Linked DNA regions of Homo sapiens: region 2 is linked to region 1. Evidence: read pairs that join two places in POLR2A ChIA-PET (ENCODE). Cell type or tissue: Panc1. All regions are shown on one strand. Links, peaks and the distances in the headings refer to the core of each region. The heading gives the core; the rest is flanking DNA. Region 1 overlaps LINC00501 (long intergenic non-protein coding RNA 501). Region 2 has its middle 36 kb from the start of LINC00501.

Region 1 (16,343 bases), core at 4,757-8,756:
AATACACACAGAGTCCAAATAAAAATATTTAATATTTGTGAACATCTTTTATTAGTTTGAGTTTTTAAAAAATTAAACCTCCTCCAGAATTCAACCTCCTTCTGTTGCTGGACAGTGTGAGACCTCAGTTTCCCTTGGGATCACGTCGCCATGTTAGTCTTCCTGGTGGCATTTTGCCCAGCTTCTAGTCTTTTTCCCACAAATACAAAAACAGGCTATATAGCCCCTTCTAGAGTACTGAGGGCAAAGACTAAAAGCGTTATTCGATGTGAATATAGGGAAGTCAAAACAATGACTTTTCAAAAATTGCAGCCTCAGTGTGTATCCATTACACAGAATGCGTCTACTTCTCAGTTCATATGGCATAAAAACACAGGGGTTCACTGCCTGTCTTTGGGGATGGGGTCACGTGGGCCAATAGCGGGACTGACACGTGAACTTCCTAGTCCTGCCAAATGTCATGAGGAGAGTGGCGATTTAAGCAGACATGCATGCCAGTGCAACACGGAAGAAACTTCTTAAGGCACTGGCTCCTAAGAGAAGCATTCTTCCCCGGGAATGTGCCGACATGTACGGGCTTCCTAGAAGTTCTATACAGTTGGGGCAGTTTCAAAATGAGACAATGAGCAGAAAAATCGCAGCGCATCCCCCCTTTGCCTTCCATTTTATTTCTGCGGCCCCCACCCTCCAACGGAGGGAAGCTTTGTAAGCTGAAATGAAAAAAGGCATCTACAATAAAATGAGGGATCCCACTGCCACTGGTATTGAAATTCCTACTGTGGCTAACGAGCAATAGCAAACATTTAAAAATATGCTTCACTATCCCTTATTCAGTTCATCCGCAGGAGAGGAGATGTTTCCATTGCACTTGGGAGAACAGGGACTTGGGTTTCATGTCTGCAGATGGGCTACAGGCACATACAAGATAATGTGCTCTTGCCGGGTGCAGTGGCTCACGCCTGTAATTCCAGCACTTTGGGAGGCTGAGACGGGCGGATCACGAGGTCAGAAGATCGAGATCATCCTGGCTAACACGGTGAAACCCCGTCTCGACTAAAAATACAAAAAATTAGCCTGGCGTGGTGGCGGGCGCCTGTAGTCCCAGCTACTTGGGAGGCTGAGGCAGGAGAATGGCGTGAACCCGGGAGGCAGAGCTTGCAGTGAGCCCAGATCGCGTCACTGCACTCCAGCCTGGGTGACAGAGCGAGACTCCGTCTCAAAAAAAAAAAAAAAAAGATAATGTGCTCTTTCACACTGCTGTGAGAGACCTCCCCACAGCATATTCCCAATGGGTTATAATTTTAAAAGAGGCTCTTTGATTTAAAAAAAAAAAGGCCTCCTCTAGTTTGCAGTGAGCCGAGTTCGCAGTCGCTGCACTCCAACCTGGGAGACAGAGCCAGACTCCATCTCAAGAAAAAAAAGACTTCCTCTAACTTGAGTCGTGTTATCAATCATACCAGCTTTAGTAATTGTCAAGCCACAGAAGGAAGAATGGAGAGGAAAAAATAATCCAGCAATTTTAAAATATTTTGAAGTGCAAAAAAGGGAGATCATGGCCTCGTCTTACATGGAACATGCTATTTACTATAAGAAAAGCCATTTTGTCCATTGCCCTACCGATGAGGTAGGAGGGGGAAAGTATTTTTTGCATGTGAAAACAGCACAGGAATATTAAGAAAGTTGTGTTGTTTCTTACTCCTGAGAAAGTCTTTCAGAGTCTTTTCTGCCAGTCTTTCTAGAAGTACTTTATCAAATAGATTCTCTTCTTTTTGCCCCAAATCATAGAAGCAGAATAAAATGCTCCACTGAGAATACTGAGAATGGAGATTTAAGATGTGAGAGGACTAGAAGAAGTATCGAAACCCAGAAGAAATGTCACCTCTCCCAGGAAGCATTAGCTTCTTCCTTTGTGCTTCCGCGTTCACATCTGTTGTAGTTATTTGCTTGGACTCTATCTCTTTGCTGGAGGGCAGGAAACATGTCTTCTTCAGCTTGGTGTTTTCCCAGCATTAGCCAGGACCTAGCACAAGGAGGGTTCAATAAATGTTTAGCAAGTAATGATTGAACAAAGAAAGGCAGGCTTTGAAACCAGATCTTAAACTAACCTCAGTAATGAACCTGCCTGGATAGTCAGGATAAAGTTGTTGGCAGAGGTTTAAAACATTCTTAAAGCGCATTACCCAAAGCATCAGGATTTTAGCAATAAGATAAGGAATGATCTCGAATCTAGAGGCCCAGGTCAAAAACAGAATGAGGGAAAGGGAAGATAGTGGGAAAGGCTGCCCACTGATTTTATGTGTCCCATAACCCTAGAGACCATGCTTCTGAAAGCCATCTCACAACTCCCTTTGAGCATTAGGATGTCAACTGCCAAGATAAACCCAAGTGCATGATAAAGCACACACACACAGATTTGCATAAAATTTAATGTCTTTCCTGTCAAGGAGTCAGCCTTCTGGCAATGAGAACTATTTCTTAAATTATCTACTCGCAAAGAAAAAAACAAATCTCCAGACAGGAAGCAGTGAGAAAAAAATGGTGAACTGTTGAAGTCCTGAAACAACAACCAGTTCAAAATGATTAACTCTTTGTGATCTAGAAAGAAAGAAATGCACCTTTATGTTTCTGGATAGGATGACGGCTCTCGCAGTCAGACTGCAGAGAGGGTTCTTGCAGTGTTCCCCTCAGAGTCTCTTGATACTAACCAGCTCTGGAAATCAAGATCCCGGTGACTACCTGGAGAATGAAGGGCTGCCTGCACATTTAACATCCCTCCAAATTGTGCTCCTCATTCTTGGGATGGGCATCTGCTCTGATTCTGATGGTATTTTTGCCAGTTTCCCCCTAAGGAACTAGAGCTTTATGCCTATCTCAAAAAAGGTGATGAAGGCCTTCTGAGATGGTAACCAGGTAGCCTAACATCAAAGTACCACCCTCTTTGGATTCCCTACTCTTTAATCCTGTTGCCTTTAGCTATTAAAATAATGCACAGAAAAAAAGCAAGAGAATTAGCTTACTTATGGACTGTAAATGTTTTTAAAAGCCTATATAAAATGTGGCTGGGCACGGTGGCTCACGCCTGTAATCCCAGCACTTTGGGAGGCCGAGGCAGGTAGATCACAAGGTCAGGAGATCGAGACCATCCTGGCTAACACGGTGAAACCTCATCTCTACTAAAAATACAAAAAAATTAGCCAGGCGAGGTGGCGGGTGCCTGTAGTCCCAGCTACTTGGGAGGCTGAGGCAGGAGAATGGCGTGAACCCAGGAGGCGGAGCTTGCAGTGAGCCGAGATTGCGCCACTGCACTCCAGCCTGGGCGACAGAGCAAGACTCAGTCTCAAAAAAAAAAAAAAAAAAGCCTATATAAAATGTGATCAATCAAATCTAATGCTACAGATTAAAATGATACACAATTAGGAAACATTATAATGGCTGGATCCGACTCTAACACCTGAAATCACTTATCAATACTGAGATCACTAAAAGTAGGATAACCAAATTTTATGTGCCTTGTCATGTGGTACAAAATCAACGATACAGAACCATGCATGGAATAGTCTTGAACTTTAATCTAATCAGGCCTCTAGGTCTAACCGCCAAGTAATAGGAAATGCAGGGGAGAAGGGATGCATTTATAACCACAAAGATGCAATCAACCAACTCTTGAATATAGGAGATGCACCGAGTGACCCCATTTCTTCAACAAAGCATGAAAAAAATGAAAAGAGAGAGCTGTTGTTGATTAAGAGACTGCTTTAAACCAACAATTCACACACAAAAAAAGAAACAATATTTGAGCCAATTGGAGAAAATTGAACTTAGGTCATTAATCGTGACCCTATGAGATTATTTTTATTTTTATTTTTATTTTTTTTTTGAGACAGAGTCTCACTGTCGCCCAGGTTGGAGTGCAGTGGTGCGACCTCGGCTCACTGTAGGCTCCGCCCCCGAGGGTTCACCCCATTCTCCTGCCTCAGCCTCCAGAGTACCTGGGACTACAGCTACTTGATCTCCTGACCTCACGATCTCCTGACCTCGTGATCTGCCCGCCTCGGCCTCCCAAAGTGCTGGAATTACAGGCGCGAGCCACCGCGCCCGGCCAAGATGATTATTAATTGGCACTTTTGCTACATGTGATAATGGCATTGTGTGCTTGTGCTTAAAAAGTTAGGATTTTGGCAGGGTGCAGTGGCTCACGCTTGTAATCGCAGCACTTTGGGAGGCCCAGGTGGGCGGATCACCTGAGGTCAGGAGTTCGAGACCAGCCTGGCCAACATGGTGAAACCCCATCTCTACTAAAAATACAAAAATTAGCTGGGCATGATGGTGCGCACCTGTAATCCGAGCTACTCAGGAAATTGAGGCAGGAGAATCACTTGAACCCGGGAAGCGGAGGTTGCAGTGAGCCAAGATCGCGCCGCTACACTCCAGCCTGGGTGACAGAAAGACTCTGCCTAAAATAATAAATTAATTAATTAAAAGTTCTGATTTTAGGGGTAAAATGGTAGATTTCTAGGATTTGCTTTAAAATACTCAACCAAAAAGGGAAGAGGGAGAGAACAGATGAAACAAGAGTAGTGATAATTACTGAATTTGGGCGTAGGTTACATAGGATTCACTATGTCATTCTCTAGACTCTGGAGTATGTTTGAAATTTCTATAAGTAAAACAAACTATAATTAACACCAGAACCAAATAAGGGGATTTCCAGAAATGCAAAAATGATTTGACATCAAAAATATTTTACCATGACAAAAAGTTAAAGGAGAAAAGCCATTTGATCACCTTAACAGGTGTTGAAAAGGTCTTTGAAAAAGTCAATATATAGTCCTAATTTAAATAACCAAAAAAAGGAAAAACTACAGAGGATTTGCTAAATATATTAGGGTACCTATACCTGATAAAACTATGCATTTATTTAAAATGATGTTGTGGAAGAATGACTAGTAACATGAAAATACATTCATGAATGTACTAAGAGAAAAAATTTTTACCCAAAAGAGAAACGTATGACTTAATAGAATATTAATATATCTACAAAAATGTTAAGAGTGGTTATGGACCGGGTGCGGTGGCTCACGCCTGTAATCCCAGCACTTTGGGAGGCCGAGGCAAGCGGATCATGAGGTCAGGAGATCCAGACCATCCTGGCTAACACGGTGAAACCCCGTCTCTACTAAAAATACAAAAAATTAGCCGGGCGTGATGGCAGGCGCCTGTAGTTCCAGCTACTCAGGAGGCTGAGGCAGGCGAATGGCATGAACCTGGGAGGTGGAGCTTGCAGTGAGCCAAGATCGCACCACCGCACTCCAGCCTGGGCAATAGAGCGAGACTCTGTCTCAAAAAAAAAAAAAAAAAAGAGTGGTTAGATGTGGGTTTGGGTTTGGGTTTGCTTGTGACTTTCATTTTCTTTTTTGTACTTAGCTATGTTTTCCAAAATGTCTATGGCGAGCCTATGTTATCTTTTTAATCAAGGGAAAGCATACAATGTTATTTTAATTTTGAAATTTCAGACTCTTGTGGTCATTTCTGCAGTTATGAATACACCAATGAACTCTCATCTTACCAACATTTTTTTTTTATTTTGCCCAGAAGTCTATCCATCCCAAGAGACTTGTCAAATGCCTTGTTGGAATTAAAATCCATAGTGTTTGTAGTATTCCCAATGTAATATCATAATTGTAATAAAAATCAGAGGCCCTGTTAAAAAATAGTGTTCATATTTGCTATGGTTTTAAATATCCCCTTCAAAACTCACGTGAAAATTTAATTGCCACCGTAACAGTGTTGGGAAGTGGCGCCTTTAAGAAATGATTAGGTCATAAGGGTATGCCTTATAAGTGAATTAATGAATGCCACTATCACAGGAGTGGATTAGTTATCATGGGAGTGGGCCCCTGAGAAAAGGATGAGTTTGGCCCCATATCCCTTCTCCATGATGAGAGCCTGCTCACCATGTGATGTTTTCCACTATGGGATAAAGCAGCAAGAAAGACCTCACTAGCTGTCAGCACCATGCTCTTGGACTTCCCAGTCTCTAGAACCATGAGCCAAATAATGTTTTCTCTATAAATTACTCGGTCTGTGGCATTCTGTTATAGCAGCAGAAAAGGGACTAAGACAGTATTCAATGTCTGGAACCACTCTGCAGTAATTAAATCATATCGATTGTATTTTAAAATAATTTCTATTTTACAACTGCATCCATATGGCACAAGGTCTGAGAAAATACAAAAATAGAATCAGTTTTCATATGGCAGGGGTTCAGGAACTTGTTTTATTATTATTTTATTTTAATTTATTTTTTTGAGACAGACTCTCTCTCTGTCTCCCAGGCTAGAGTGCAGTAGTGCGTGTCAGCTCACTGCAACCTCCACCTCCCGGGTTCAAGTGATTCTCCTAACTCAGCCTTCCGAGGAGCTTGAACTACAGAAACAGGCCACTATGCCTGGCTAATTTTTGTATTTTTAGTAGAGACAGGGTTTCACCATATTGACCAAGCTGGTCTCGAACTCCTGACCTCGTGATCCACCTACCTTGGCCTCCCAAAGTGCTGGGATTACAGGTGTGAGCCACTGTACCCGGGCTTTTTTTTTTTTAATTATTGAGACAGAGTCTCACTTGGTCACCCAGGCTGCAGTGCAGTGATGCAATCATAGGTCACTGCAGCCTTGACCTACTGAACTCAAATGATCCTCCCACCTCAGCCTCCTGAGTAGCTGGAACTACAGGTGTGCAACACCATGCATGGCCTATTTATTTTTATTATTTTAGAGACAAAGTCTCCCTGTGTTGCCCAGGCTGGTCTTGAACTCCTGGACTCAAGTGATCCTCTCACGTCAGCCTCCCAAAGTGCTTAGATAACAGGCATAGATAACAGGCATGAGCCACCACACCCAGACTTATTTTTTATTTTTTAATGATATTATAAAGAACCAGAAACTATATAGTACATTTTAGAATAACTTTTATCCAAAGTGAATTAAATTATTAAAATTTCAGTAAAAGGGGTAGTTTCAGTTCTCAAAAAAAGGTAGTACTTCATGAGATAATGACTTTGCTGTGAGTATATAAGAGATAAACCCATATTTTTTAACTAAAGAATAAGTGAATTACTAGAAAATAGAATTAAGTTTTCTTGTGAATTGTGTTGCTAAAAATCTAATTGCATGGACCATGCACTGATAGTTTAGAAGTACTGAGAAGCCCCCCAGCAAAAAAAAAAAAAAAAGTCAATTAAGAAGAAATCAACATCCTCCTAAGTTGTATGTTTTCCAAAATGCAGTCATTGAGCCTGACACTGTAGTTCCATTTGTAAATAAGATCGAGCTTCTCTCTATAAGTGGATTTGGTTTATTTTCAGTCTAATTATTAAATTTGAATGGTAGATATAAACTTGCTTACAAAAGGGCATTTCCTACGTTAAAGTTTTACAATTAATCTTTAAAAATAAGCTCCAGAGGCCGGGCGTGGTGGCTCACGCCTGTAATCCCAGCACTTTGGGAAGTCAAGGTGGGCAGATCACCTGAGGTCAGGAGTTTGAAACCAGCCTGGACAATATGGTGAAACCCCATCTCTACTAAAAGTACAAAAAATTAGCCAGGTGTGGTGGCACACATCTGTAATCCCAGCTACTCAGGAGGCTGAGGCAGGAGAATCGCTTGAACCCGGGAGGCAGAGGTTGCAGTGAGCCAAGATTGCACCACTGCACTCCAGCCTGGGCAACAGAGCAAGACTACACTGTCTCAAAAATAAGATAAAATAAAATAAATAAAAATAAAAATAAGTTCCGGAGATACTATTGAGCTGAAGGAACAATATATCGGCTCTGTCCTCATTCAGTAACTAAAATCCCCCAATTATCACAAAGATTATTGTGATTTTGGGGGAACTTGGTCTGATGAAGGTCAGTTGCACTGCATGCTAAGTGAGATGTAGGAATATTATTTAGCACTGACTATCAACCTTTCTGCTATATTTAGTTTTTTGTATCCCTAAAAATATAAAATGGTCTTAAACATGATCATTTTCCACATGACCAGGGCAGACTTGATGTAAGATGATCCTTGGCTCTTGTGGCCTGGGAATATATGGTACTATGTTCTGGATTTTTCTTCTAATAATAGAAATACACTGACCCAAGTTCTCATGTAATCTAAATTAAACACATTTAATTTCTGCATAAATTGTTGAACTGTTATTTTAATGAATACATCTTACCCTACATTTTCTCATCTTTTTGACCCAAGTTTCAAACCACTGACTGAAGAAACATATAATACTGAAAGTGAGAATTTATAATACCAAAAGTTTCAACTTGAGCAAAGTTTTGACTAATATCATAAGACTTATATTAACAATAGTATCATTTATCATTTAATTCCAATGACTTCAAGAGCTACATGATATATCAAAGACTTTAACAAACTGCCATTTTTTAGTAGTCTTATAAAATGTTTGTTGTATGTTACATTGGTGTGCAAACATGCAGTTTTAGAAACTGGGAGAAAAGGCCGGGCGTGGTGGCTTACGCCTGTAATCCCAGCACTTTGGGAGGCCGAGACGGACGGATCACGAGGTCAGGAGATTGAAACCATCCTGGCTAACACGGTGAAACCCCGTCTCTACTAAAAATACAAAAAATTAGCCGGGTGTGGTGGCGGGTGCCTGTAGTCCCAGCTACTTGGGAGGCTGAGGCAGGAGAATGGCGTGAACCTGGGAGGCGGAGCTTGCAGTGAGCCGAGATTGCACCACTGCACTCCAGCCTGGAGCGAGACTCCCTCTCAAAAAAAAGAAAAAGAAAAGAAACTGGGAGAAAAGGCCAGGTGCGGTGGCTCATGCCTATAATCCCAGCACTTTGGGAGACCGAGGCAGCAGATCACCTGAGGTTAGGAGTTAGAGACCAGCCTGGCCAACAGGGAGAAACCCCGTCTCTGCTAAAAATACAAAAATTAGCCGTGCGCGGTGGCTCATGCCTGTAATCCCAGCTACTCAGGAGGCCGAGGCAGGAGAATCGCTTGAACCCAGGAGATGGAGGTTGCAGTGAGCTGAGATCGTGCCACTGCACTCCAGCCTGGGTAACAGAGCAAGAATCTGTCTCAAAAAAAAAAAAAGAAAAGAAAAGAAAAGAAAAGAAAGAAAGAAAGAGAAAGAAAGAAAGAAAGGGAAAGAAAGAAAGAAAGAAAGAAAGAAAGAAAGAAAGAAAGAAAGAAAGAAAGAAAGAAAGAAAGAAAGAAAGGGAAAAGAAAAGAAACTGGGAGAAAAGCAGAAAAGCAGAACATTAGCCTACTCTTTATTATAACAATTTTTTGCTTTGAGACGGAGTCTGGCTCTGTCGCCCAGGCTGGAGTGCAGTGGCACAATCTTGGCTCACTGCAACCTCCGCTTCCTGGGTTCAAGCGATTCTCCTGCCTCAGCCTCCCGAGTAGCTGAGGTTACAGGCACGCGCCTCCACGCCCGGCTAATTTTTCTATTTTTAATAGAGACGGGGTTTCACCACGTTGGCTAGGATGGTCTCAATCTCCTGACCTCGTGATCCGCCCGCCTCAGCCTCCCAAAGTGCTGGGATTACAGGCAGGAGCCACTGCGCCCGGCTATTGTAACAATTTTAAGGCAAAGTTCTAGATGCTAGTTTGTATCATACGATAGGATATTATAAAAGCATTAGTCTTTAGGGTTGACATTTTTGTGTTTTTGTTTCTTGCCAATCTAAAATTTATTAGGGGAGATGAAAGTGGATACACACACACACACACACACACACACACACACACAGCAGCAGCAAGTAGAGCCCAGTGGTAACAGTAATAAATTCTTTCACAGCAGAAGTAATTGTTTCCATTACCAAGTTATTCACATTTAATTTATTTGTGAAATTTGAGGTAAATGGTTCTCTTCAGGCCGGGAGCGGTGGCTCGCGCCTGTAATCGCAGCGCTGTGGGAGGCCAAGGCAGGCAAATCACCTGAGGTCAGGAGTTTGAGACGATCCTGGCCAACACGGTGAAACCTTATCTCTACTAAAAATACAAAAATTAGCCAGGCAGGCAGGGCACAGTGGCTCACGCCAGTAATCCCAGCACTTTGGGAGGCCAAGGCAGGCGGATCACCAGAGGTCAGGAGTTTGAGACCAGCCTGGCCAACATGGAGAAACCCCGTCTCTACTAAAAATACAAAAATTAGCCAGGTGTGGTGGCGGGCACCCGTAGTCCCAGCGACTCAGAAGGCGGAGGCAAGAGAATCGCTTGAACCCGGGAGGCAGAGGTTGCAGTGAGCTGAGATCGCACCACAGCACTCCAGCCTGGGAACAGAACGAGACTCCGTCAAAAAAAATTAAAAAAAAAAAAAAATTAGCCAGGCATGGTGGCGGACGCCTATAATCCCAGCTCTCCAGGAGGCTGAGGCAGGAGAATCACTTGAACACGGAGGGTGGAGGTTGCAATGAGCCAAGATCGCCCCATTTCACTCCAGCTTGGGCGAAAGAAAGAAACTCCGTGAGAAAAAAAAAAAAAAAAAAAAAAGTTCTCCTCAATTAAGCACTATCCTGGAAGATTTTTTTTCCAGAATCTATAGTGATAGCCATCCCCTCTCTCCTAAACTCCAGATCCATATTTCTACCTGCTTCCTGATCATTTCCATCTAAATTATCCACAGGCCATGTACAAACTTGGAACTCATCCACCCAACTCACCTCTTCCCCATGGACTCCTAATCTCAGAAAATCGCATTGCCATCGACGTAGCCCTGTGGGCGTGAGGGTAGGAAACTTCGTCTCACTGCCCATGCTTAGTTAGACACCAAGTCCCACAGAGCCTATGAAACATCCCTCAAGTTTATATAATCTATTATGTTACCAATGGGTTTATCCTATTCAGGTCATCCTTTCCTCTAAAGAATAGTATTTTGAAAGATGCTGAACAGAGCTCTGTTTCTGGCCCAGATGAAATAACAGTAACTGAATTTATTGTTCTTCATGAAACAACTAAAAAACTGAACAAACCTATGAAAGAATGTTCACAAAACCTTGGTCATCAGGCAACAAAGGACAATGATCCCTGAGAGATGGAAAACAAATAAGGTGCGCTCTGTGGTTTCCCCAGCTTTGTACCTAAGGAAAGCTTCCCAGCTTGGCACAGGGAGGGAAAAGCCAAGTGGAGCCCGACAGTCTCCCTGAGTTGAGGAGACAAAATGGTGAGTGTGAGAAATTCAAAGCAACCAGAATTCACTAGGGCAAATTGTCAGAAAGAAAAGAGCTGGAGCTCTGGAAATCTTCAGAGGGTAACCCTTGATGCTCAGCTGAGTACTGACCACCACATGCAAGTGAGAAAATTACCTGAGGCCAGGTTAAAAATAAATAAATAAACAACTCAAAATATTAATGAGTACAATTCCATAATCCTATATAGAGCTGAAAAACTCACCTGTGCCCACTAACCAGATTGGTAAACTTCATAATTCATACAACATCAGTTAAAATACTATGGCAAGAAAGGGTTTGCCACAGTAATGGGGAAAAGCTAGTCCCAGGTTAAACATTGCTTTGCTCCTGGCTCAGCAAGTTTTAAAGCCATACCCAAAATAATCTAAATTTATGAGCAATTTAGGCATAACTTGGAACAAAGCTAAATATTTATAGGAATATAAAATTATCCAACAATTAGATAGAAGACCACCTGGGAATACAGGTTCTATAGGCTTAAAAAAAATCAACAAGGTAAAAAATCACATCTGGCATCCAACCAAAAGTTCTAAGGAAAGAAAAGAAGCAGGAAAGGATGACCCATGATAAATACAAAAATCAATCAATCAAAATTGACCCAATATTCACATAGATGATAGATTTAGTAGATAAGGCCGGGCATGGTGGCTCATGCCTGTAATCCCAGCACTTTGGGAGGCTGAGGCAGGTGGATCATGAGGTCAGAAGATCCAGATGATCCTGGCTAACACTGTGAAACCTCATCTCTACTAAAAACACAAAAAATCAGCTGGGCATGGTGGCATGCACCTGTAGTCCCAGCTACTCAGGAGGCTGAGGCAGGAGAATCACTTGAACCCGGGAGGCAGAGGTTGCAGTGAGCCAAGATGGTGCCACTGCACTCCAGTCTGGGCGAGAGACCAAGATTCCATCTCAAAAAAAATATATAGATAGATAGATAGATATAAATGAGATTTTTAAAAAAGAAAGGAGAAAAAATAGTGAAACCAAAGTTGGTTCCTTTAAAAAAATCAATAAAATTGATAAACATCTAGAAAAATTGATCAGGAAATAGAGAAGAAAGAAATTACCATATCAGGAATGAGGTTAAAATGAATATTTGAACAATTTTATGCTAATAAATTTGACAATTTAAATGAACTGGACAAATGCCTTGAAAGACACCAACTATCACAGCTTACTTAAGAGAAAATAACTTGAATATTCCATTATCTCATAAACAAATTAAATTTGTAGTTAAAGACCTTCCAAACAAGAAAACTCCAGTCCCAGATGGCGTCATGAGTGAAGTTTACCAAACACTTAAGAAAGAAATAATAATTCAACACAAAGTCTCTACAAAAATTGAAAAGGAGGAAATGCTTCTCAACTTCTTCTATGAGGCCAGAATTACTCCATTATCAATATTAGAAAATAATATTACAAGAAAAGAAAATTACAGACAAAACTCCTTCATAAGCAAAATTAAAAAAAAAAATTTAACCAATTGAAACCAAAAATATATGAGAAAGATAATACCTCATGACCAAGTGGAGTTTATCTCAGGAATGCAAGGCTGGTTTAACACTTGAAAATCAATCAATGTAATTCAGCATACTAACTAACAAATAAGCAAAAAGATCATCTCAATAAATGTAGAAAGATCATTTGACAAAATCCAATGTGTGGGCCGGGCGCGGTGGCTCACGCCTGTAATCCCAGCACTTTGGGAGGCCGAGGCGGGTGGATCATGAGGTCAGGAGATCGAGACCATCCTGGCTAACAAGGTGAAACCCCGTCTCTACTAAAAATACAAAAAATTAGCCGGGTGCGGTAGCGGGCGCCTGTAGTCCCAGCTACTCGGGAGGCTGAGGCAGGAGAGGCGTGAACCCGGGAAGCGGAGCTTGCAGTGAGCCGAGATTGCGCCACTGCAGTCCGCAGTCCGGCCTGGGCGACAGAGCGAGACTCCATCTCAAAAAAAAAAAAAAAAAAATCCAATGTGTGTGCTGGTTAGAATGTAAAATTGTACAAACACCTTTAAAAGTAATTCAACAGATTCATAAAATGTTCCACATATATGTACCATTGACTTAGCCATTCCATTCCTAGGTATATCCAAAAATAAAAATTAAAAACACATGTTCATACAAATAAAAAATAAAAACATATGTTTTGCATATGGATTTATTTTTTATTTTTTGAGACGGAGTCTCACTCTGTCACCCAGGATGGAGTGCAGTGGCATGATCACGGCTCACTGCAAGCTCGGCCTCCCGGGTTCCCGCCATTCTCCCTGCCTTAGCCTCCTGAGTAGCTGGGACTACAGGCACCCGCCACCACACCCGGCTAATTTTTTGTATTTTTAGTAGAGATGGGGTTTCACTGTGTTTGTCAGGATGGTCTCAATCTCCTGACCTCATGATCCACCCACCTTGGCCTCCCAAAGTGCTAGGATTACAGGCGTGAGCCACTGCGCCCGGCCCAGCATATGGATTCTTATAACAACTTTATTTGTAATAGCCAAAAACTGGAATCAATCCAAATGTCCATCAATACATGAATGGGTAAACAAAGTGAAGTGCATCCATATAACAAAATACTACTCAGCAATAAGAAGGAATGAATTGTTGACACATGCAACAACATAGGTGAATCTTAAAATAATTATGCTGACTGAAATGAGCCAAATCAAAAAGAAAGCGTAGTTACTATATAATTTCATTTATATAAAATTCTAGAAAATGCAATCTAATCTCTAGTGACAAGGGGCAGATAAGTTGTTGCCTGGGGTGGGAGAAGGAGGAGGCATCACAAAATAACATAAGGAAACCTTTTGGGGGGTGATAGATGTATTCATTTTCTTAATATTGGTGATGATTGTTACTTGGGTACATACATATGCAAACCTTATCAAGATGTGCACTCTAAATATGTGCAATTTGTTGTATGTCAATTATACCTCAGTAAAGCGGATTTTGGGGTGGGAGAAAAAGGCTTCTAACTCATCTCCATGACTCCAGTATCTTGAATTGCCCAGGTGTCAAACTTGTAAGTGATTAGGTAATCTTGGATGTTCAACCCAGTTGAGCCTTCAGATGACTCCAGCCCCATTCACTGTCTGATTACGACTCTAGGAGAGACCTCAGGGGATATCCACCCAGCTAAGCCAAATCAGCCCAAAGAACCATTATGACCCACTAAGTTTTCTTTTTAGCCACTAAGTTTTGGAGAAATGCGTCACACAGCAATACATCACCAGAACAGTGGGTTTTAAGGTTTTATTTTTTTTCTCAATCAAACCTTTTCTATATACAGAACCTTATTGTTAAGTTGAATATAATAAACAGATAAAAGTAAAACTGCTGGCTGGGTGCAGTGGCTCACACCTGTAATCCCAGCACTTTGGGAGGCCAAGGTGGGCAGATCACCTGAGGCCAGGAGTTCAAGACCAGCCTGGCCAACATGGTGAAACTCTGTCTCCACTAAAAATACAAAACATTAGCTGGGCATGGTGGTGGATGCCTGTAATCCCAGCTACTCAGGAGGCTGAGGCAGGAGAATCGCTTGAACCTGGGAGGCGGAGGCTGCAGTGAGCTGAGTTCACATCCATTGCAATCCAGCCTCGGTCATAAAGCAAAACTCCGTCTCAAAAAATAAAAAATAAAAATAAAAAAAGTAAAACTGCTTTGGCTAAAATGGGAGTGGAAGAACCTAGATTTTTACTTGGCCAGGCTTCCCTGAGTGGTTCCTGAGCCAAGAGTGGCTCTCGGAGAACCTTTGTGTGACCCACCCCCACCCCAGAATTTCTCCTTTCTCAGATGGGAATTGAGGACATAAAGATTAAGTGTCACACACAAGTTATCGATCTGTGATGAAACTCTAGGTGTCTTTATTCAGAATTAACTTCACCATGCTATTGAGAATAGAAAAATGTTGTAAGCATATGTAAAATATCAGTTGTTGAATCAGAATAAGAGTGAAGTAAAAAAAGTCAGAAAAGCACACTGTGTCTATCTTGACAAATTTAACCACAAATCAACTTTTTTACCCAAGATTAAAGGAAATATTGGGTATTTGATCGGATATTTCCACTAAGATACGTTAGCACTGGTATTCCTTAATATATATTGGCCATTTTTTGTGTTCGTGATACATGAAAACAACCCGGGAAATAGGCTGAATTTGAAATAAAAATAATTTATTAGTTTTAGTGAATAAAAACACCACACCCTGCATATACTGCCAAATGGAAATATCTAATTCTTCTCAAGAGGCCTCTTTCACCCTTTTTTTCTTTTTTTGTGCTAATGGTGCAAAAACAGTGCAGTAAATTCTGTGTAATGGCCTTTCATATAGTATATTGAAATCAAATGCTCAATTTTCAATCTCTACCCGAGATTTGAAATGATTATGCTGATAAGTAGTAAAGAAAATAGATCTAGAAGAGACACACTTCCAACTAATATGATAAATTTATTTCAAAATAACATGAGTCCTAAAAACAAACACAGCCAAAATATACCTTAGAACTTCGCTATAAATCTCAGTGGACGGTTCGCTGAACTACAGCAGTAGGAATAATGTTTCTATGGTAAAAACTTAAGTCTTGCCTAATGCTGAGTTGAGAAGACCATTTCATTAACACAGGTATGACTTAGGATGGCAGCAGAGCCAAACCTGTGTACACTGAAACTGCCATTTTCTACATGTAAATGTAATCTTACATTCTGTACCAGCACTCCATCTCAAGCTGATATTTACAACTGTTTGCTCCCCGACTTGGTATCTCAGTACTCCATTTCTGCAGCTGTAATTGAGTTTCAAAGTTACACAGCAATAATTATTTTATAAAATTTTTATTACAGTAGGCTAAATGAATGCAAAAGCAGAATAATCAATTTATAAACTAAAATTAAAATTATAGACACTATATAAATGGTTTCTTTTTAAAACTCTTCAATTAAGCACTGCTTCTACCAGACCAAGAATATTTTAAAAGCATGAATGAAGTGGAATGCAAAATCAATGATATCAATGAGTGTATTTTACTTTTGTATTTTACTCTTCTTTTTTTTGAGACGAGGTCTTGCTCTGTCCCCCAGGCTGGAGTGCAGTGGTGTGATCTCAGCTCACTACAACCTCCATCTCC
Region 2 (16,343 bases), core at 4,030-8,029, 56 kb after region 1:
AATTTTTTTTTTTTAATTTAGAGACAGAATCTTGCTCTGTCACCCAGGCTGGAGTACAGTGGCACAATCACAGCTCACCGTAACCTCGAACTCCTGAGCACAAGTGTTTGTCCCACCTCAGCCTCCCAGGTAGCTAGGATTACAGGTGCATGCCACCACACCTGGCATGACCTCAAATGATCATCCTGCCTCGGCCTCCCAAAGTGCTGGGATTACAGGCATGAGCCACTGCATCAGCCTGCTATTAAAAATTTCAAGGGTAAACCAGGACTGTACTAAACAGATGAGCCTTACAGTCACCTTAATAATATGATTTACTTACTACCATTTGCTCTTAAATTAGTGAGAATAGACTTACTTGTTTTTGTTTTTGTTTTTTGAGATGGACTCTTGCTGTGTCACCCAGGCTGGAGTGCAGTGGTGTGATCTCGGCTCACTGCAACCTCTGCCTCCTGGGTTCAAGTGATTCTCCTGCCTCAGCCTCCTGAGTAGTTGGGATTACAGACATCTGCCACCACGCCTGGCTAATTTTTGTATTTTTAGTAGAGACAGGGTTTCACCATGTTGGTCAGGCTGGTCTCGAACTCCTGACCTTGTTATCCACCCACCTCGGCCTCCCAAAGTGCTGGGATTACGGTGTGAGCCACCACGCCCAGCCGACTTGTTTGTTTGTTTTTGTTTTGTTTTTTGTTTTTTTTGAGACGGAGTCTCGCTCTGTCGCCCAGGCTCGAGTGCAGTGGCACGATCTCGGCTCACTGCAAGCTGTGCCTCCTGGGTTCACGCCATTCTCCTGCCTCAGCCTCCCGAGTATCTGGGACTACAGGCGCCCGCCACCTCTCCCAGCTAATTTTTTGTATTTTTAGTAGAGACGGGGTTACACCGTGTTAACCAGGATGGTCTTGATCTCCTGACCTCGAGATCCACCCACCTCGGCCTCCCAGAGTGCTGGGATTACAGGCGTGAGCCACTGCGCCAGGCCGACTTACTTGTTTTTAACTAAAAACCTTAACCAACATAACTTAGGATTTTTAGTATTACAAAATTATTTAACAATATAGGCTGAGTGCAGTGGCTCACACCTGTAATCTCAGCACTTTGGGAGGCCAAGATGGGAGGATTGCTTGGGGCCAGGAGTTTGAGACCAGCCTGGGCAACATAGCAGGACACTGCCTCTGTTAAAACTTTTAATGGCAAATTACTTTTGCACCAACCTGATATATAGATGGATCATGTTTGCTATGTTGTGCCTACAACACAGGAGGAAATGTTCTATTCTACATATTTATAAAGCAAATCCAGATTAATTTAAATTTATAGAATCTATTATATCAATAATAGTTGACTTAATGTAGCCATATGCTTGTTGCCTAAAGAATCATGACTTACACTGATGTTATGTGTTGTTAATGAAGCCTACAAAATGGAAACAAAGTATCTCATAATGTTTTTACAAAGGGATTCACTGACTTATATATGAGTTGAGGTTGTTAAATAAAATAATAGGCCAGACAGGGTGCCTCATGCCTGTAATCCCAGCACTTTGAAAGGCTGAGACAGGAGGATCATTTGAGCTCAGGAGTTCAAGACCAGCCTAGGCAACATAGTGAGACCCCATCTCTAAAAAAAAAATTTTCTGGCCAGGCGCAGTGGCTCACACCTGTAATCCCAGCACTTTGGGAGGCCAAGGCAGGCAGATCACGAGGTCAGGAGATCAAGACCATTCTGGCTAACACGGTGAAACCCCGTCTCTACTAAACATACAAAAAAAAAAAAATTAGCCAGGTGTGGTGGCGGTCGCCTGTAGTCCCAGCTACTGTGAGGCTGAGGCAGGAGAATGGCGTGAACCCAGGAGGTGGAGTTTGCAGTGAGCCGAGATCCCTGCACTCCAGCCTGGGTGACAGAGCAGGACTCGGTCTCAAAAAAAAAAAAATTTTTCTTTTTTTAATTAGCCGGGGGTGGTGGTACACACCTGTGGCCCCAGCTACTTGGGAGGCTGAGGTGAGAGGATTGCTTATGCCTGGGAAGTTGAGGCTGCAATGAGCCACTGCACTCTAGCCTGGGTGACAAAGTGAGACTGTGTCTTAAAAATATATACACACGGCCAGGCATGGTGGCTCACGCCTGTAATCCCAGCACTTTGGGAGGCTGAGGTGGGTGGATCACGAGGTCAAGAGATCCTGGCCAACATGATGAAACACCGTCTCTATTAAAAAAAAAATACAAAAATTAGCTGGGCGTGGTGGTGTGCGCCTGTAGTCCCAGCTACTTGGGAGGCTGAGGCAGGAAAATCGCTTGAACCCGGGAGGCGGAGGTTACAGTGAGCCGAGATTGTGCCACTGCACTCCGGCCTGGTGACAGAGTGAGACTCCATCTCAAGAAAAAAAAAATATATATATATATATATGTGTGTGTATATATATATATATGTGTATATATATATATAATGTGTGTGTATATATATATAATGTGTGTGTACATATATATGTGTATATATATATGTATATATATGTGTATATATATGTATATATATATACACACACATATACATATGTATTACTAGGACAAAATTTATACTTTAAGAAATCTATAAGTTGTTGTGTATTAAAATTGTCATAATCTAATTTCTGTGCTGTAAATATAAATCATTTTGTGATATATATAGCTATATGTGTATTGTTCTATGCTATAAATATAAGCATCTGTCCTATAATACTATTAATGTCAGAAATCCAAGAAGAATTAAAGATCAGTTTCATTTATCATTCCAATGTCTTCATTGAAACCACATTATTGAAGACTTACTGGCACTTTACTTCCTCATTCAGCAATTCATATGGGCACTGTGCTAGTAGCTGATATTGTAATGAGCAAAACAGACATGATCCTTTGGACATAACTGTGAGTCTAGTAGTCTCAGAAAAGACATGCATTAATTAAACTATAATGTAAATAAATATAACTACAAACTGTAATGAGTTCCCTGAGAAACATGCTACATGCTCTGGGATCTGGATTATGTAGGGAGTCAGGGAAGAGCTTCTTGAGGATGTGGTATTAGAACTGAGACCTGAAAATGGCTAAGCAATAACTAAGTGTTAGAATGTATGAAAGAGGCTGCTCTAAACATAGAGGAAAGCATGACTAAGCAATAACTGTTAGAATGTATAAAAGAGGCTGCTCTAGACATAGAGGAAAGCATGTAAAAAGCCTGTGAAGCAAAACCGGGCATACGTTTTAGTTCACGGCACTGAAAGGAGACTGTGTGGCCGCAGATGAGAGCAAGGGAGAGGGGGACAAGTGGGGGCTCTCGAGGCAGCTACCACCGCCACGAGCCATGCAGAGGCCTTGCCCAGCTCCTCTCTCCAGTCCTGGGGGATTGGACAGGTCAGTAACAACTTTAAACACGATACCAAGAAGAGAAATTAGGTTCGGAGATGATAGCCAGTGCAGGAATTCCAACAGAAATAGTAAAAGCAAGGAGAGATGGAGAGGGAAACCCAAGCCAAAGTCTTTGTGCTACAGCCAAAAACTAGGAGTCCAGACACCAAAAACAGCAAAACCAAAGACGCACATGAAGTTTAGATCAAGGTGTCAGACCAAACACATATACCTTTCTATTCTTTCTCTCCCAAATCCCTTTAGCCTACCAAAAAAAAAAAAAAAGAGTTTACATTTTCCCTTGGCCTGGCGCAGTGGCTCACGTCTGTAATCCCAGCACTTTGGGAGGCCAAGGCAGGTGGATTGCTTGAGCCCAGGAGTTCAAGACCAGCCTGGGCCACATAGCAAAACCCTGTCTCTACAAAATATACAAAAAGTAGCCAGGCATGGTGGCAAGTGCCTGTAGTCCCAGCTACTGGAGAGGCTGAAGTGGGAGGATCACCTGAGTCCAGGGAGGTCGAGGCTGCAGTGAGCCATGATTTCGTGATTACACTCCAGCCAAATTAATAGAGTGAAACCTTGTCTCAAAAAAAAAAAAGAGAGAGAGAGAAAGAAAAAGAAAGAGATAGAAAGAAAGAAAAGAAAAGAAAAGAAAAAAAATTTCTCTTATAAAGGGTAATCTTGTAAGGGTAATTGTGCTTAAAAAAAAACAAAAATGTACCATCATCTGACCAGAAATTTGAGGAAGAAACAAAGTGATGTGAAATTAAAGGGAAATAGCCAATAACTAAAAACAAAACAAAACAAAAAACCCACCCAGTCTACAGCAGAAACAGAAGAGTATTTCAGTGAATTTGTATTTTACAAGCAAAAATTGTTTATAATTTGCACTAAGGTATTTATTTTCCCTGCGCTCTTTTGTACATTTAAAATGTTGTACATTCTGCATGTATTACATTGGGAATAGTTTCAGGAGGCCCAGCTGGGGCTGCTAGGGGGTTAGTACACCTGGAAAAACAACCCTGGGCAATTGATCTCCAATTCTCCTCTTCGGAGAGTAAGCATTCAGGAATGTGCTGGGGTGGTCACGAGTTAGTTTGCATCTGGTGACCATTAGAAATGTAACCAAAGGATCCAGGACAGTTGAAAGTGATCAAGAAGCAGTAAAGCCTCTGAGAGAATGGCAAGAAGAGCTCTTAAGGACCCTCAAAATTTCTATCGGTCAGGAGCGGTGGCTCATGTCTGTAATCCCAGCACTTTGGTAGGCCAAGGAGAGGGGATCACCTGAGGTCAGGAGTTCAAGACCAGCCTGGCCAACATGGTGAAACCCTGTCTCTACTAAAAATACAAAAATTAGCCGGGCATGGTGGCACGACACCTGTAGTCCCAGGCTGAGGCAGGAGAATCGCTTGAACCCGGGAGGCGGAGGTTGCAGTGAGCCGAGATCGCGCCATTGCATTCTAGCTTGGGGGACAAGGACGAGACTTAATCTCAAAAAAAAAAAAAAAAAAAAAAGAGTTCTATCCATCAACAGGTGGTACCACCAGCAGCAAGACACCTCTGTGGGAGAGGGCAGCCAGGTGAGTGTCCCCTCCAACAGGGAGATTGCTGCTGTGCCTTTTGCTCCACATAGATGTCTGGATGTAGCAACTTATATCTTTTCTATTTCCATTCAAGGTATTTGTGTTATTTACCTGGCACACTTCACTGTCTTCCAACTAACACAATCATCTTTATGAAAACTTCACAATTACCTATTTTTAAAAACAAATGAATAGGCCGGGCGTGGTGGCTCATGCCTGTAATCCCAACACTTTGGGAGGCTGAGGTGGGCAGATCACTTGAGGTCAGGGGTTTGAGACTAGTATGGACAACAAGGCGAAACCCCGTCTCTACTAAAAATACAAAAATTTGCTAGGTGCGGTGACACATGCCTGTAATCCCAGCTACTTAGGAGGCTGAGGCAGGAGAATTGCTTGAACCCAGAGGTGGAGGTGGCGGTAAGCCAAGATTGCACCACTGCACTCCAGCCGGGGCAACAGAGCGAGACTATGTCTCAAAAATAAATAAATAAATATCCTTGAAGAGTTCTTGGGAATAAGGCCACATGCCATAAGCATCCAGCACAACTGATTTTTCCTCAACATTGGAACAGACTGATATTTCTTTGATTAAACACCTGATGAAATGCTTAGCTTATGTTTAGAAGCCATGCTATAGAAACAAATCTTTATCTTTAGTCATTATTGTCACACTAAATGTGGAGAATGCTTTTACTACAAGAGGCACATGCTCATTCTGGGACAAAGCTCACTGAGTTGATTGACAGGCAAAATCATCTGCCATATTTTAAAACTTGTTTTTTTTTATTTTTACCCTATAATCTAATTGAATTCTGGAAAATCAAATAAGAGTATACCTCCACTGTAAAAATAAGAGACATAGGCCAGGTGTGGTGGCTCAACCCTGTAATCCTAGCACTTTGGGAGTCCAAGGCAGGTGGATCACTTGAGGTCAGGAGTTTGAGACCAGCCTGGCCAACAAGGTGAAACCCCATCTCTACTAAAAAAGTATAAAAATTAGCTGGGCATGGTGGTGTGTGCCTGTAGTCCCAGCTACTCAGGAGGCAAGGCAGAAGAATCACTTGAACCTGGGAGGTGGAGGTTGCAGTGAGCCGGGATCACACCACTGCACTCCGGCCTGGGCGACAGAGCAAGACTCCATCCTGCCCAAGAAAGAACCATTCCAGGTATGCTCTAAGCTCAGAGGCAACAAAAATGAAAAGTAGAGGAGCTTTAACATAATTGTCAGAGTAATTCATTAAATTGTGAGTTTTCGATAAGCCATGTGAGTCAGAGTTTTTCCTACTACAATTAGTAAAGGGCAGCTACTGCTGCTTTCTCCCTCAGTTCCCAAAGTGAACAAGCTGCCTGGAGTCTAAGTGTAATGAGTGTTGAGCTAGAGAAAGAAGGGGACTGAAGTGACTCCAGACCTCCACAGTGAGGAAAGGAAGAGAAGGAAAAAGGAGAGCAGATAAATCAGGCACTCATCTCTAGGATAAAACTTTGAGATACTAGGCCAGGTGCTGTGGTTCACACTTGTAATCCTAGTACTTTGGGAGGCCAAGGCAGAAGCTCAGGAGTTCGAGACCAGCATGGGCAACATAGCAATACCTCATCTCACTAAAAACAAAGATTTTAAAAATTAGCTGGGTATGGTGGCACACAGCTGTAGTCCCAAATACTCTGGAGGCTGAGGTGAGAGGATCACTTGAGCCCAGGAGATCGAGACTACAGTGAACTATGATCGCACCACTGCACTCCAGCCTGAAGTGGAGTGCAAGAGAGAGACCCTGTCTCAAAAAACAAACAAATAAACAACAAGCAAAAACCACTATGGTTTCTAGCTTTCTCTTTGAAATACTTGTTAAAGGTGAAGGCTGTCACCATATCATGAGGACACTCAGTTAGCTATGTAGAGTAATCCCTGTGGAGAAGAACTAAGTCCTTTCACCAATAATGGGCCCCATTTTGCCAGCCATGTGAGTTGAGCGACTCAGAAGCAATTTTTCCAGCCGCAATAAAGCCTTCAGATGACTACAATCTTTTTTTTTTTTTTTGAAACAAAGGAGTCTCGCTCTGTGGCCCAGGCTGGAGTGCAGAGGCGCGATCTCAGCTCACTGCAAGCTCCGCCTCCCAGGTTCACGCCATTCTCCGGCCTCAGCCTCTTGAGTAGCTGGGACTACAGGTGCCCACCACCACGCCCGGCTAATTTTTTTGTATTTTTTTAGTAGAGACGGGGTTTCACCATGATGGCCAGGATGGTCTTGATCTCCTGACCTCGTGATCCACCTGCCTCGGCCTCCCAAAGTGTTGGGATTACAAGCGTGAGCCACCACGCCCAGCCGATGACTGCAATCTTGACTGAAATCTCATGATAGGCCCCAAGGTACAAATGCTCAGTTAAGCCACTTGCAATTTCCCAACCCCATAGAAACTGTGATTTTTTAAAAAATGTCTATTGTGGCTGGGCACAGTGGCTCAGGCCTGTAATCCCAGCAGTTTGGGAGGCTGAGGCAGGAGGATTGCTTAAGCCCAGGAGTTTGAGACCAGACTGGGAAAGGTGGCAAGACCCCATCTCTACAAAAAATTGTTAAAATTAGCCAGGCAGAGTGGCAGGCACCTGTACTCCCAGCTACTCAGGAAGCTGAAGCGTGAGGATCCCTTGAGCCTAGGAGTTCAAGGCCGCAGTGAGCTGTGATTGTACCAATGCACTCCATCCTGGGCAACAAAGCAAGACTCCATCTCCAAAAAAAAAAAAAAGTCTATTGTTTTCAGCCACTAAGTTTTGATCTAATTTGTTATCCAGCAGTAGATAACTAATACACATTTTGAAGCTTACACTTTATTTTAGGGAAATAACCTTAAGTATTATGGGCAGCTAGCTAAATAATCCTCTAAGGCTGTTGTCTTTATGTCTGGCACTGGAACTTGAAGTCTGCAGGAAAGCCATTGGAAAAAAAATACTGGGGTGTGGGGAGTAAAGACTAATTGGAACTCACAATTACAATCTAGATGAACTAGAAGTTAGACCAGTCACTCTGCACCTCCAAAGTTAATGAAGAGTTTTCTGCAAAAGAAGTTGGCACCCGGGCCAGGCATGGTGGCTCACAACTGTAATCCAGGCACTTTGGGAGGCTGAGGAGGGTGGATCACTTGAGGTCGGGAGTTCGAGACCAGCCTAACCAACATGGAGAAACCCTGTCTCTATTAGAAATACAAAATTAGCCGGGCATGGCGGCACATACCTGTAATCCCAGCAACTCGGGAAGCTGAGGCAGGAGAATTGCTTTAACCTGGGAGGTGGAGGTTGTGGTGAGCCGAGATCGCGCCATTGCACTCCAGCCTGGGCAAAAAGAGTTCATCACAAAAAAAAAAAAAAAAGTGGCACCCTTTGTCAGGGACCTAAACACATAGTTGACCAAGAGTCAGAGAAACTGAAAAGAGGACCAGGGGTAAAGGAAGTAGGGCATTGAATGCCTGTCTGTTGGCCCAGTCCAACAAGGTAAGCCAGCAGATAAGTGACAACATGTATGAGCTGCAACTACACCTGGTGTCTTTGCATGACCTCCTGAAAATAAAAGCAGTATGGCTGCTGCTTAACTTCTCCCTTCCAAACCTCACTCCAAATATCTCTTATGTTCCACATAACCAGAAACACAAAAGGAAGGAATTTCTGGAAAACAATTCCACCTAGCCAAGTTGACACATTACAAAGCCATTATATATAATACAAGGAAGAACATAAGAAGAAGAAAAGGCCAAGGCAGGTGAATCACTGGAGGTCAGGAGTTCAAGAGCGGCCTGGCCAACAGGGTGAAACCCCGTCTCTACTAAAAACACAAAACCTAGGCGAAAGTAGTGGTGCACGCCTATAATCCCAGCTACTAGGGAGGCTGAGGCAAGAGAATTGCTTGAAACCAGGAGGCGGAGGTTGCAGCAAGCCAAGATCACACCATTGTGCTCCAGCCTGGGCAACAAAGTGAGTGAGACTCCGTCTCAAAAAATAAATAAAGAATAAAGGATGATTGTGAGAAGTTGAAGATGAATATGGCAAACATTAAAACAAACTTTACAAAAGAAAAAAAAGACAATAAGCCAGCAGAGAATATTAAATGGAAAACTAAAATATCCTTAATTAATTCACAAGGAGAAAAAGAGGAAAAAAGGAATTAAAAACCAATGGTATAAATAGAAAACAAGAAGGAAGTTGGTATTTTTTAAATAAAATGTATCTTATCAATACTTTTATAAAAAGTATTGATAAACATTTGTAAAAAGTATTGATTACAATTACTTACATAAATGTTTCAGTATATCAAGCAGAGAGATTAAAAGTAAAAAATTGGAACGTGATAAATATGCAAATACTAAACATACAAAAATGAGAATGGCTATTTTTATGTTACACGAAGTAAATTTCAGACAGAAATATTATCAGAGATAAAGAAATAAATTTCAAGGCAGAGGCAAGTGGATCATCTGAGGTTAGGAGTTTGAGACCAGCCTGACTAACGTGGTAAAACCCCGTCTCTACTAAATACAAAAAAAAAAAAAGTATCAGGGCATGGTGGTGACTGCCTATAGTCGCAGCTACTCGGGAGGCTGAGGCAGGAGAATCGCTTGAACCTGGCGGAGGTTGCAGTGAGCTGAGATCATGCCATTGCACTCCAGCCTGAGCAACAAGAGTGAAACTCTGTCAAGAAAGAAAGGAAGGGAGAGAGGGAGGGAGGAAATTTCATAATGACATAGAGTTAATTCATATACATAAAGAAGACATAAAATTAAATGTGTATGCATCTCATAAATCCACAATTATAGTCAGTGTCAACACTTCCAGCTCACTTGTGATGCAACAAGTAGGAAGTAAGTAATGATAAAGGGTAAGTATATAGTAAAGACAGAGAAGACTTGAACAACAGAATTAATCACCGTGACAAAGTTGAACATTATACCCAACAACTGTAGAACAGGCATTCTTTATAAGGGCTTCTGGTTTGTTCACCACAAAAGAGCCTATACTGGGTCACAAGACACATCTCAATAAATGTTAAAAGGAATGAAATCACACAAAGTATGTTCTCTGACCACAATGGAATTAAACTATAAAATAACAACAAAAAACATATGTGGAATATTCCCAAATATTTGCAAATTAAATAACATACTTCCAGATAATTTAGGAGTCAAATAAGAAATTGCAAGGGAAAATCGAGAGGTATTTAAACTGAATTATAATAAAAGCGTAGTATATAAAACTGTTTAGGATGTAGCTAAATCAGTGAGTAGGAGCCAGGTGCGGTAGCTCACGCCTGTAATCCCACAACTTTGGGAGGTTGAAGTGGGAGGATCGTTTAAGGCCCAGAGTTTGAGACCAGCCTGGGTAACCCCATCTCTACAAAAAACCAAAAATAAATAAATAAAATAAAGTAAAATGAATGACAAAGGAGAAATATACAGCTTTAAGTATATTAAAAAGTGAGGCTTTAGAACAATAATCCAATATTCCACCTTATGAAGCTAAAAAAAGAAGACGAAATGAAACTTAAAAGAGAGAAAATAAGTCAAGCGCAGTAGCTCATGCCTGTAATCCCAGTACTTTAGGAGGCTAACGGGGGAGGATTACTTGAGGCCAGGAGTTCGAGACCAACCTAGGCAACATACAAGACCCTGTCTCTAAAAAAAAAAAAAAAGGGAAAATTAGCCAGCCATGGTGGCACATCCCTGTAGTCCTAGCTACTCAGTAGGCCGAGGCATGAGGACACTTAAGCCCAGGAGGTCAAAGCGGCAGTGAGCTATGATTGTGCCACTGCACTCAAGCCTGGGTGATAGGGCAAGATACCACCTCTGAAAAAAAAGAGAGAGAGAGGCCAGGTGCAGTGGCTGACACCTGTAATCCCAGCACTTTGGGAGGCCAAGGCAGGCGGATCACCTGAGGTCAGGAGTTCAAGACCAGCCTGACCAACATGGAGAAACCCTGTTTCTACTAAAAATATAAAATTAGCCAGGCGTGGTGGCACATGCCTGTAATCCCAGCTACTCAGGAGGCTGAGGCAGGAGAATCACTTGAACCCGGGAGGCAGAGGTTGTGGTGAGCTGAGATCACGCCATTGCACTCCAGCCTGGGCACCAAGAGGGAAACTCCGCCTCAAAAAATAAAGATAAGAACAGATATCAATGAACTAGAAAACAGAAAAATATTTTTTTAAAATCCACAAAACCAAAAGCTGGAATTTAAAGAAATCAGTAAAAGTAATGAACTCGCCGGGCACGGTGGCTCATGCCTGTAATCCCAGCACTTTGGGAGGCCGAGGCAGGTGGATCACAAGGTCAGGAGTTCAAGACCAGCCTGGCCAAGATGGTGAAACCCCGTCTCTACTAAAAATACAAAAAAATTAGCCGGGCGTGGTGGTGGGCACCTGTGATCCCAGCCACTCGGGAGGCTGAGGCAGAGAATTGCTTGAACCCGGGAGGCAGAGGTTGCAGTGAGCCAAGATCACACCACTGCACTCCAGCCTGGGTGACAGAGCAAGACTCATCTTAAACAAACAAACAAAAAAAGTAATGAACTCATGAATGGACTAGAGAGAGAGGGGAGGAGAGGGAAGAGAGGAGACAGGTTTTGACATTGGAAATGAAAGATTGGACATTACTACAAATCCTACAGACATTTAAAGGATAATAACAGAATACTGCGAGAATCAGTATGCCTACAAATTTGACAACCTAGAGGAAATGGAAAAATTCCTTGAAGAAAACAAACTGCCAAAACCGATACAGGAAGATAGAAAAAAGCTGAATACACCTTTTATCTATTAAAGAAATTTAATTTGTAACACAAAACCTTCCCACAAACAGAACTCTGAGTCCAAATGACGTTACTGGTGAATTCTATCAAACACTTAAGGAAGAAATAATGCTAATCTTACACAAATCTCATCTTATAAACATTACTCTTATTCAATCCTCCCACTCATTTTATAAGCATTACCATGATACCAAAACCTGATAAACATGATAAAATATTACTCAAAAAGAAAACAATATTCCTTATGAATATAAACACAAAACCTATAGCTAAGAAGTACATTTCAAAATTGCAAAGAAATACAAGTGACATTTATACAATGAATACAATATTTAAAAATTGAAAATCAGGTTGTAGAACATAGGAGGAAAACTATGATCCTATCAATAGATGTAAAATAAGAACTGACAAAATTCAATACCTATTCATGATTTCAAAATAATAATTCAGTAAACTGGGAAGAGAAGGTAACTTCATAAATTTGATGAGAACATTTGTAAAAGCCCTCAGGTAACATATTAAACTTAATGATAAAAGATGTATTGTTCTCTCCAGGTTTGTAAAGAAGGCTAAGATGACAATTCTGAAATTTCTAGTCAACAGTGTACTGGGGGTTCTAGCTTGGTAATAAAATAAGGCGAAGAAAATAAAAAAGCATATGGATTGAAAAGGAGTAGGTAAAACTGCCTATTTGCAGATGACACAATCAGGTATTTAGGAAATCTGAAGGAATTTTTTTTTAATTAATAGAACTCATAAGTTAATTTGGCAAAGTAGCAAAATACAGGTTGATATACTAAATTCATATGTATTTATACATACTAGCAACAAGTAATTAGAAAATAAAAAGTAAATAAAACCATTTCAAATGGCACCAAAACACATAAAATACTTAAAAGTGTCGGCCGGGCCTGGTGGTTCATGCCTGTAATCCCAGCACTTTGGGAGGCCGAGGCGGGTGGATCATGAGGTCAGGAGATCGAGACCATCCTGGCTAACACGGTGAAACCCCATCTCTACAAAAAATACAAAAAATTAGCCAGGTGTGGTGGCGGGTGCCTGTAGTCCCAGCTACTCGGGAGACTGAGGCAAGAGAATGACGTGAACATGGGAGGTGGAGCTTGCAGTGAGCCGAGATTGTGCCCCTGCACTCCAGCTTGGGCGACAGAGCGAGACTCCGTCTCAAAAAAAAAAAAAAAAAGAAAGAAAGAAAACCTAAAAGTATTTGTAAGACCTATATACTGAAAACTATAAAACATTGCTGAAAGGGGATTAGAGAAATCCTAAATAAACGGAGAGGTACACCATGTTCATGACTTGCAAGATTAAATATTGATATGATGTTAATTCTCCCCAAAGTTACTTATAGATTTAGAGCAATCTCAATCAAAACCTGAGAAGATGTTTTTGCATAAATTGACAAGCTGATTTTTAAATTTATACTAAAATGCTAAAGACCAAGTATCGCCAGAAAATAGTCATTTTCAAAAACAAAAAAATTAGAGGACTAATACCACCTGATTTCAAGATCTACTACAAAGCAAAAGTAGCTGGGTGTGGTGGCTCACACCTGTAATCCCAGCACTTTGGGAGGCTGAGGTGGGCAGATCAGTTGAGGTCAGGAGCTCGAGACCAGCCTGACCAACGTGGTGAAACCCCATCTCTACTAAAAACAAAAAATTAGCTGGGCATGGTGGTATGCGCCTGTAATTCCAGCTACTTGAGAGGCTGAGGCAGGAGAATCACTTGAACCCAGGAGGCAGAGGTTGCAGTGAGCAGAGATCACATTACGCCCTGCATTCCAGCCTGGGTGACAAAAAGCAAAACTCCGTCTCAAACAAAAACAAACAAACAAAAAGACTACAAAGCAAAAGTCTAATATTGGTGTAAAGATGGGCATATGGGATTAATGAATCAAAATGAGAAGTCCAGAAATAGGCCCACAAATATATAGTCAGTTCATTTTTTTACAAAGGTGCTAAAGTAATTCAAAAGAGAAAGGTCAGTTTGTCTTTTCAACAAAATTGCTGAAAGAACTGAATATCCACATCTCCAAACAACTGCGGAAAAAGAACCTTGAATATTTTCTCACATAATACACAAAAAGCACTAACCAGCTGGGCAAGGTGGCTCATACCTGTAATCCTAGCACTTTGAGAGGCCAAGGCGGGTGGATCACGAGGTCAGGAGATCCAGACCATCTTGGCTAACACAGTGAAACCCCATCTCTACTAAAAATATAAAAAATTAGCCAAGCGTGGTGGTGGGCACCTGTAGTCCCAGCTACTTAGGAGGCTGAGGCAGGAGAATGGCGTGAACCCGGAGGCAGAGCTTGCAGTGAGCCGAGATCAGGCCACTGCACTCCAGCCTGGGCAAAGAGCGAGACTCTGTCAAAAAAAAAAAAAAAAAGCACTAACCATTAAAAAATTATAAATTGTACTTCATCAAAATTGAATTTTTCTATTTTTTAGAAGGTACTACTTTTTCAAAAAACACAAAAACTAGCAAACAAAAACACTATAAAAGTGAAGCCACAGACAGGGAAAAACTATTTGCAACACAAATATAGGACTTGCAATCAGGATCTTTACAAATCAATAAAAAGAAGAGAAATAATTCAATTTGAGAATGGGCAAAATATTTGAACAGGCAAACAGGAAAATGTGTGAATGACCTCAAAGCACCTGGGCATATGTGTGACATCATTACATATTAGAGAAATGCATTTTTAAATCATAATGAAATACATGCCCACTAAAATGGTCAATTTTTTTTGTTTGTTTTGAGATGGAGTTTCGCTGTCTTTGCTCAGGCCAGAGTGCAATGGTGCTATCTCAGTTCACTGCAACTTCCACCTCCCAGGTTCAAGCAATTCTCCTGCCTTGGCTTCCCAAGTAGCTGGGATTACAGGCGTGCACCACTACACTGGCTAATTTTTGTATTTCTAGTAGAGACGGGGTTTCACCATGTTGGTCAGGCTGGTCTCAAACTCCCGACCTCAGGTGATCCACCTGCCTTGGCCTCCTGAAGTGCTGGGATTACAGGCGTGAGCCACCATGCCCAGCTGGTTCAATTTTTTTTTTAATTTTTTCCTTAACTGCCCCTTGTGGAGCAGGGCTAACCCATGGGCAATGTGCTCAGGGTAGCTAAAATGGCCAAAATTTAAAAGCCTAATAATAACAAGTGTTAATGTCCATCAACTGGTAAGGTGATCAGCAAATTGTGGTATATCCATATAATGAAATACTACTCAGAAATAAAAAGGAACAAACTAGCCTCCACCTGGGAGGTGGAGGTGCAGTGAGCCGAGATTGCATCATTGCACTCCAGCCTGGGCAACAAGAGCGAAACTCTGTCTCAAAAAAAAAAAAAAAAAAAGGAACAAGCTACTGCTATATGCAATAGCACGGATGATTCACACAGATAGTATGGTTGTATGGTTAGCAAAAAAGCAAGACGCAAAAGACTACATATGATATGATCTACTTATACAAAGTCCTAGAAAATGTAAAGCTAATCTGTAGTAATAAATGTTTGGAAGATGGAGGAGGATTGATTGCACCAAGGCACAAGGAAACTTTGGATTTGATAAAATGTCCTATATCTTGTTCAGAGTGGTAGTTATATGGGCATATACACGTGTCAAAATCCATCTAACTATGTACTTAAAATATGACTATTTTACTGTGTGCACATTATACCTCTATAAAGCTGATTTGTTTAAAATAAAACTCTCATGTTACAAGTGAAAAAAAATGTGTCTCTGAAATTCAATAGGTGGGATAAATATAGAATGGACTCAGTAGGAGATCAAATTAGTTAACTAAAATATCCAAAGTAATGTTTCTTAGCCAAAAAAGAATACTTGATTAGCAATATCAAGTATTACAGAACAGTTGAATACTTCAGATTATCAAAAAGATTCCATTAATATGGAACTCTAGAAAGGAGTTAATAGGAGCTCTAGAAAGAGGAAACAGAAATAAATAATAGGGAATTTTTTAGAAGAAAAGTACAATTTCCCAGAATTGAAGAAAGTCAGTGAGCTTCACACTCCAAGTACCACTGGCTGCAGATAAAGCAGAACAAATGAAATAACAAATTTTTTTTTTTATGAGATGGAGTCTTTTTCTGTCGCCCAGGCTGGAGTGCAGCGGCGCGATCTTGGCTCACTGCAATCTCCACCACCTGGGTTCAAATGATTCTCCTGCCTCAGCCTCCCAAGCAGCTGGAATTACAGGAGCGCACCACCCCACTCAGCTAATTTTTGTATTTTTAATAGAGACGGGGTTTCACCGTGTCGGCCAGGCTGGTCTCCAACTCCTGACCCCAGGTGATCGGCCTGCCTCGGCTTCCCAAAGTGCTGGGATTACAGGCGTGAGCCACAGCGCCCGCTGGAAAAAAAATTTTTTTAGCCAACAGAAATGCTGGTGAAATTTCAAGATCCTCAGGAAAACCAGAAAATTCTAGACACAGTCTACAAAGGAACAAGGATTTGACTGGAATCAGATTTTACATTGACAACATTGATTATCAGAAGATAAGCAATGTCTTCAGTATTTTGAGACCAAAAAAACACGATTTGAAGTCTAATTTTT

Evidence for each region. Peaks named below come from ENCODE experiments on the same cell type or tissue, not always from the same donor. Only the 100,000 strongest peaks of a DNase experiment are listed, where the experiment ranks them.
Region 2: POLR2A ChIA-PET joins it to region 1 with 6 read pairs; 2 of 35 experiments call an interaction of 5 or more read pairs at or near these places.

The regions. Positions count from the first base shown.
Region 1 is chr3:177,307,106-177,323,448 of GRCh38, reverse strand. LINC00501 (long intergenic non-protein coding RNA 501) reads right to left here. Exons shown (of 2, transcript NR_047465.1): 2 at 14-2,020. Among named protein-coding and RNA genes, the nearest start is that of LINC00501, 21 kb to the right of the region's middle. RefSeq lists a silencer at 5,304-5,353. In Panc1, for the core only: no CTCF peak of the experiment used is centred there; no DNase peak of the experiment used is centred there; H3K27ac peaks cover 694 bases.
Region 2 is chr3:177,250,687-177,267,029 of GRCh38, reverse strand. No RefSeq gene overlaps it. Among named protein-coding and RNA genes, the nearest start is that of LINC00501, 36 kb to the left of the region's middle. In Panc1, for the core only: no CTCF peak of the experiment used is centred there; no DNase peak of the experiment used is centred there; H3K27ac peaks cover 708 bases.